Regions from separate parts of the Homo sapiens genome. Here all the other regions are linked to region 1. A link is a loop called in an ENCODE intact Hi-C map of the cell type or tissue named here. Cell type or tissue: B cell. All regions are shown on one strand.

Region 1 (2,500 bases):
GAAATTACCTCCAAAATCTGCTACTATAGGTAGCAGATAGTAGACAGGAATAGTAGACAGGAATGGGAAGAGCTGGGATAAGCTGAGCTGCGATAAACACTGCAGCAAAGAGAAATCAACATGACAAGACTCAATCTTATACAGCAGGTATAGGGCAAATACTAGTTTATATGCCAATGAGAGATGCCATAATACATGTTTATTTGCATACCTTGATGGGATTATATAACCAATCAACTATTCGCCAAGTGTCTATGTGCAAACTAGTTAACTTTTTAAAATGCTAGACCTATTGTGGTATAAGTGTAATCCGTCTTTGTCCCAGGTTCACGGCACAAGGCTCCTAAAATGCTTAAAATTTCTGAGTGATAGGACTGTTTTTTGTCATTCATTAAAGGTCCCTTTTGACTACACCAGAGTTTATGCCAATGAAGTGACCTGGAGTGGAGCCTATATAGCATAAACTCAGGAGGGGGCTGGTGACTAGAATGACCAAGTGATTAGAGAGCTGGAATTTTCAACTCTTCTTACTGACCTCCAGAAAGGAGAATGAGGTGCTGAATATTAAGTTCTATAAAACCTCCTGAAACAACATTTGACGAGTTTCTGGATTGGTGGAGACATTAAGGTTCTGAGAGGGTAGTATGCCTGGAGAGAGCATGGAAACCACACTCCCCTACTCAGACCTCCTCCCATACATCTCTTTCATCTGGCTGTTCCTGAGTTGTATCCTTTATAATAAACTGAAAAATGTAAGTAAAGTGTTTCCCTGTGTTCTGTGAGCAACTTATGCAAATTATCAAATCTGAGGAGGGAGTCATGGGAACCCAATTTATAGCCAGTCAGTCCAGAAATACTGGAGGCCTGATTTGTGACTGGCATCTGAAGTGGGGACTTCAGTCTTGTGGGACTGAGCCCTTGACTTGTTGCGTCTATGCTAATCCCAGATGTATAGTATAGTATACTAAGTATAGTGAGTTCAGGAATATTGTGAAAGAAGGGTAATGGAAGGGACTTGCCCTTCAAATTTAATTCTATTAAATTTATGGTATTTTGGGTCTCTACGGGTACTTGATTCATTTCTAAATTCTACCTAATACTAACGAACCTTCTTAAAACAAAATAAAACAAAAAGCATACGTATAAAGCTCCTTTTAAAAAAAATTATTTCACCCCAAATTACATTTGCAAAATAAAGGCATTTTGTTACAGCCATAGAAATAGGCAAAAAAAATTTGGCAACAAAGGAAAACCTGAGGTAGTGATTTCTTCTAAATTCTAGGCATATCATAAGGATCTTTAAAGGAATGCTTATTGTTCATAATAAAAAGAGGGCATAAGCATAAAAATATATAACCAAGTGAATAACAAAATGGCAAGAAAAACCAGTTTCCCCTATAAAATCATAAAATAACTTTTTAAAAATGTAATTAGTTAACATTGCCAGCAGATGGCACTATACTCAAGACAGACTCTTACAACCTACCTGAAACACCATGTTTTCTCGGCTTTTATTTTTAATTGACACAATAATTGTACATATTTATGGGATACAGAGTGATATTTCAATACAGGTATACAATGTACAATGACCAAAACAGGATAATTAGCATATCTATCACCTCAAACATTGATCATTTCTTTGTGTTGAGAACATTAAAAATCTGTGTTTGTATATTTGAAAATATACAATAAATTGTTAGTCAGTCTGTAATACTATAGAACACTAGGACTTATTCCTCCTAACTAGCTGTACTTTTATATCCCTTAACCAACCTTTAACTATCTCCTTCCTCCTCTTTCCTGCCTCTAGTAACCACTATTCTACTCCCTACTTCTGAGATTAACTTCTTTAGCTTCCATGTATGGGTGAGAACATGAGGTATTTAACTTTGTGATGAACTGTCTTTCAGGAAAGACTGAACAAAACTGATTTAGGAAAACATTTGGGAAAATATTCATCAACCTTAGCTCCCTTAAATAACAGTTTTCACTTCATTTCCTTCTAGCATTAATCCCTATCTATACATGTATTTGTAACAATATATGTATCGTATTGTATGCAGTGTATTATAATGTCTTTCCACAGACATTTGATGAATGAATATTTATTTATTTAGAGACAGAGTCTCGCTCTGTCACCCAGGCTGAAGTGCAGTGGTATGATCTTGGCTTGCTGCAACCTCCACCTCCTGGGTTCAACTGATTCTCCTGCCTCAGTCTCCAGGGTAGCTGGGACTACAGATGCGTGCCACTAAGCCCAGCTAATTTTTGTATTTTTAGTAGAGACGGGGTTTCACCATGTTGGCCAGGCTGGTCTCAAACTCCTGACCTCAAGTGATCCACCCACCTCGGCCTCCCAAAGTGATGGGATTACAGGTGTGCTCCACCGTGCCCAGCCTGATGAACATTTAAGTAAATGCCTATATGCATATGTTTCTCTCCTCTTCCTATCTCTTTAAAAAAAAGCTTCATTTTTTATAAGAGGTCTAGATTTACA
Region 2 (2,500 bases), 220 kb before region 1:
CTTTCTCTAAATTTTCCCTCTCATTGCAAAAGAAGAGCTTACCTCCCATGCAATTGAAGGTTACAAACATTCCCTGTCTGGGGTATAGAAACCTCTAGAACATCCATCACAGGGATGATTTGAAATATTGTCTGTGCTGAAAGAGTAAATTATTCTGATGACTGGGCACCAAATCCTGCTGCAGGTCCTGTAGTTTCCGATTCCTTGGCTGTCAACAACCTTGAAGCAAAACCTAATCAATGTGTCTACTGGTCATTAAAAAAAGAAAATTATTTAAAGTATAAGTCGGCTGGGCACAGTGGCTCTCGCTTACAATCCCAGCACTTTGGGAGGCAGATCACCTGAGGTCAGGAGTTCGAGACCAGCCTGGCCAAAATGGTGAAATCTCATCTCTACTAAAAAAGATCACCTGAGGTCAGGAGTTCGAGACCAGCCTGGCCAAAATGGCGAAATCTCATCTCTACTAAAAATACAAAAATTAGCCACGCTTGGTGGTGGGCACCTGTAATCCCAGATATTCAAGAGGCTGAGGCAGGAGAATTGCTTGAACCCGGGAGGTGGAGGTGCAGTGAGCTGAGATCACGCCACTGCACTCCAGCCTGGGCGACAGAGCGAGACTCTGTCTCAAAAATAAAATAAATTTTTTAAAAAAGTATACATCATTTAGGGCAAATAACTTGGAAATTGTTCTAAAAATTCAGTTAATGCTGCCTAATAAAATTTCTTCCATACTTATTTCTGTGACTGAAGTTTCTTGAGGCTTACAACTAGAGAAAAATGATAAATATGAATAGTATCGATGCTGACCCTTGTCTCATTCTAGCAATAATATTCATCATGGATATGTAAACTAATTTTTAAAGCTTCATATATCTCAAGTATTAATTACTTTTTAATGTTTAATAATTATTTTAAATAAATTTAAATAAAGTAAATAAAATTATTTTCAATAAATATTTTAACATTTGTGTTTCAATCAGTTGTATACTTAAAAATGTAGATAACTAAAGCCTTGTGGTCAACAGAAAAAATTATAACTTAACTTTTAATTTATATTTATTTTTGTTATAGAGAAATATATATAGTGTTTTATATATACATAATATTAAATATAGCATTATATATTAAAACATAAATGTGTGTAAAACAGAATTTAAGTCTATTGGGGAAATGGAATTCAAATATAAGACCAAGGAGGAAAAGGAATTATGTGAAAATTACTCATTTATAAAAGCTTTTTTGTGTAATTTAAAAATAGCTGATGGTGAATATCAAATCCCACTGGTATTTAAATTCCCTTCTATACATTTAAAGGAGAAATATAGCAATTTTATTTTGAAATGTCAATATTCATGAACCATAAGAGATTATATTATTTACAACCATTTAAACTTATAATTAAAATGTTTACATATCAACTTAAAAATGTGCCATAAGTTTTCAAAATTATTTTCAGGGGCACGTGAGCAAAACCATCGGAAGGTCTCAGAGATAGAGCTTCTTATACCCATCCCTCAGCTCCCGCTAGGCTCCCCGCATTGTCCACACGGTGGCAGTAGTGTCTGTGCAGCCTGACGGATTTCCAAAGCTAGAAGACTTCTAAACCATTTCTATATTTCATTTGCAATCAACGTGTTAAATAAACAGTTTACATTTCCCTTGCATTAGAGCAATAAATGTCCACTGTGACTTACCACTGCTGAATTTCAAAATATTTCATTAAAATTTCCAGTCATGTAACAAATAAATAGCTATAAATACCAGAGCTACATAAATCACTTTTCACCCACCTGGGAATGAGCCGGACGTTAAATTCATTTTTACACTCCTCCCTGCTTCTCTCTTCCCCACTGTTCACACAGTGTCTGCCCACCCCTTAGCTTCAGTTGCTAAGCAACTGAAAGAGCTTTGTTGTTCTTGAACACTAACCATTAATTGCCCTCATTTTCTCCAATGAGAACATGCCTGCAGCCCAAATTACCTCCTTTTCCTGAAGAACAGACCAAGATGCTTATAACTTATGCTAATCATAAGGCAAATCCCATCCCAATAGAGAAATGCAAGAAAAGGAAATCCAGAATGCTTGAGCAACTCTGAACATAGTACACAAACACTGTGCTCATAAGGGCCAATTTTGCCTTATTTAAAAGATTATGATTGTATTGAGCACCTATTATATGCTAGGCACTATGCGAGTGCTTAACATGCATTATTTATTTTAATACTCAACCCCACTTTTTGAAGGTTTTTATGCCTCAGAATGGGACAACTTTTTAAGATTGAGTTGGACAAAAGGTAAATTGTTGTTTTAAGGAAGGGGAAATGGGAATGGAAACTGGCTTACCAGTTAGGAAAATCTGGTTTTCTCTCTTTTTTTTTTTTTTTTTTGAGACGGAGTCTACCTCTGTCGCCCAGGCTGGAGTGCAGTGGTACGATCTCGGCTCACTGCAAGCTCCGCCTCCCGGGTTCACGCCATTCTCCTGCCTCAGACTCCAGAGTA
Region 3 (2,500 bases), 100 kb after region 1:
TGGAACACTACATACCCAAAAAAAGAATGGAATTGTGTCCTTTGCAGCTGGACACAATTTCATTCTTTTCATGTATGCCACTGGAGGCCATAAGTCTTAGTGGATGAATACAAAAACAAAACCAAATACCACATGCTCTCACTAATAAGTGGGAGCTAAACACTGAGCACATGTGCACACAAGGAAAGGAATAATAGACACTGCAAACTAGTAGGTGGGGACAGAGGAAGGAAGGGAAGGGGTGGAAAAAACTACTTATTGGGTACTATGCTGTCTGTCTGGGTAAAGGGATCCATACTCCAAACCTCACCATCATGCAATATACCCATATAACAAACCTGCACATGTAACCCTTGTATCAAAATAAAAGTTAAAAACATTGTTTTTAAAAAGAAGAAAAGGCCAGAGGTAGTAGGTCATGCCTGTTATCCCAGCACTTTGGGAGGATGAGGCAGGTGAATTGCTTGAGCCCAAGAGCCTGAGACTAGCCTGCGCAACATGACAAAACCATGTCTCTACAAAAAATACTAAAAATTAGCCAGGCATGGCAGTGCATGCCTCTAGTCCCAGCTACCTGGGAGGCTAAGGTAGGAGGGTCACCTGAGTCCAGGTGGTTGAGGCTGCACTGCACCATGATCGCGCCACTACACTCCAGCCTAGGTGACAGAGCAAGACCCTGTCTCAGCTACAACAACAACAGAAATAAAGAAAGAAAGAAAGAAAAAAGAACATGTGACACCAGATAGTCAGTATTATTTTTTGGACTATGTTGCAGTGACCTAAGACAAAAAACTCAGCCTTCTGATCTTCCTGCAATCAGCCAATATCTATAGGCCACTTTACTTGAGAGGGCCCCCTGTTGGAGTACTCATGCTATGAGACTCTCCAGTATGAAGAAAAAATAATTTAAATTCTAGTTTCAGCTTTCGTACCAATGGTCAAATATTAAATATTTTAACTTTTGTGGGCCTCTATTTCCTTAAGCTTAAAGTAGATGATCACCGCAGTGCTTTCTAGTTGTAAAATGATGCTCACAGACAAAACTTTGTTATAAAAGTATTGACCCTCTGTCTTTATTACGTACGTGCAACTTCCTCCCAAAAAGGACAGTTGCAACAGGAGAGACACATATCATAACTTGGACTCTTCCTATAATTATAGAAATGAAAGATATTTAATGGATATCCCAGCATTAGACATTTTCTCATAGAGATCTATCATCCATGTAAAAATGTTTGTCAAATATAAAGGGGGCAAATGTTACAATATATGTATTTTCTCAAAAATGACAAAAGCAAAACTAAAACAGTGCCTTTCCAAAAAAGAAAATGCAGCCAAATTTATCTCCCCATGAGGAGAAATAAGGAATAAAGAGTAATGAGATTCCCTGAAACATTACCAGACATGCTGTTAAATATGAAAAGTCACGCCCTCCAGTCAGAGCAGCTTTGTGGTAAGCTCATTGTAATTTTCCATCTCATATTTCTTGGAGGGCTGGCAGTAAGTATTTCCTGATGGTTTTCCTTCTTCCTTTACATATTTAAGGCTATTTCTATCCACTATGAATACATTCATGTATATTTTTCTTATTAAAAATGTTCCCCTGTTTTTTAGCCAGCTTTTCCAACCAGGCTTCAGGCAGAACTTGAATGTGGAAATCGTTTGTCTCCGTACTGCTCCTTTTGACATGGAAAAGGAACTCTCTTCTCTCTGAAATTGCTCTCCAATCATTCCCCCTTTTCCTTTCCTCACACAAAACTGTGAAGAAAAGGAAAGAATTGCAGTCATTTTGGAGTGAACTTCAGGATTACATTTCCTGAGGCTATCTATATCTTCAGCTTTGTTTTTTATTGCAGAAATAAAGGCTTTGTCTCTTTGATGATGACATCTTCTGATGTCTTGAATTCCAGGCATCAGAACAGCGTGTAGGATGAGACTTTTAAAATGTTGTTTGGACCTCTGGGTGGGGGAATGTCGGTCATCCCAACATGGTATCAGCGGGCACACAGAGCCAGCAGAGCCCTGCTCTTTATGTTTAACACCAGCAGAAGCTGAATTGCCCCAACATATGGGGGTGGGGGTTACTTTTTTCTTCCTCCTGCATATTGGGTGAGGACATTTCTGCAGAGACTATGTCATTGGGATCTTAGAATTTGGGAATTGAATTCATCCAAACCAGGAGTTGACATTTTGCTCCTGTTCCATGCCATCCACAGGCACAGACTGCCTTATCAGTAGCACCTCTCCGGGGAGGGAGTTGCCTGGTGGAGACTCTCTGATCCAGACAAACCCTCTCAGTACAAGATGGGGACCAGAGAGCTAGCTGGTCACCATCCAAATCCGGGCCCAAACCAGATTTGAGGGCAAACTTATACAACTGGCAGATCTTCTTTAAGAAAAATAGTACACAATTATTAATAAAATATTAGATATGCAAAGAAGTGTCTATAAGGAGAAAAGAAATCACCACACATTGCAAATCTTATTATTTATTTACTTA

What was found. Hi-C counts contacts between places; a loop is a spot of excess contacts. Peaks named below come from ENCODE experiments on the same cell type or tissue, not always from the same donor. Only the 100,000 strongest peaks of a DNase experiment are listed, where the experiment ranks them.
Region 2: it touches region 1 in a loop (10-fold over the local background); 25 of 110 quality-filtered maps call a loop at or near these places.
Region 3: it touches region 1 in a loop (18-fold over the local background); 19 of 110 quality-filtered maps call a loop at or near these places.

What each region holds. Positions count from the first base shown.
Region 1 is chr12:76,790,121-76,792,620 of GRCh38, reverse strand. The region is part of intron 1 of ZDHHC17 (zDHHC palmitoyltransferase 17); the gene reads right to left. Among named protein-coding and RNA genes, the nearest start is that of ZDHHC17, 27 kb to the right of the region's middle. In B cell, CTCF peaks have their summits at 1,229 and 1,434 (motif pointing right); a DNase peak (open chromatin) is centred at 1,560; H3K27ac peaks cover 528 bases.
Region 2 is chr12:77,010,175-77,012,674 of GRCh38, reverse strand. No RefSeq gene overlaps it. Among named protein-coding and RNA genes, the nearest start is that of E2F7, 54 kb to the left of the region's middle. In B cell, CTCF peaks have their summits at 1,317 and 1,527 (motif pointing right); a DNase peak (open chromatin) is centred at 1,544.
Region 3 is chr12:76,687,186-76,689,685 of GRCh38, reverse strand. No RefSeq gene overlaps it. Among named protein-coding and RNA genes, the nearest start is that of ZDHHC17, 76 kb to the left of the region's middle. In B cell, no CTCF peak of the experiment used is centred here; no DNase peak of the experiment used is centred here.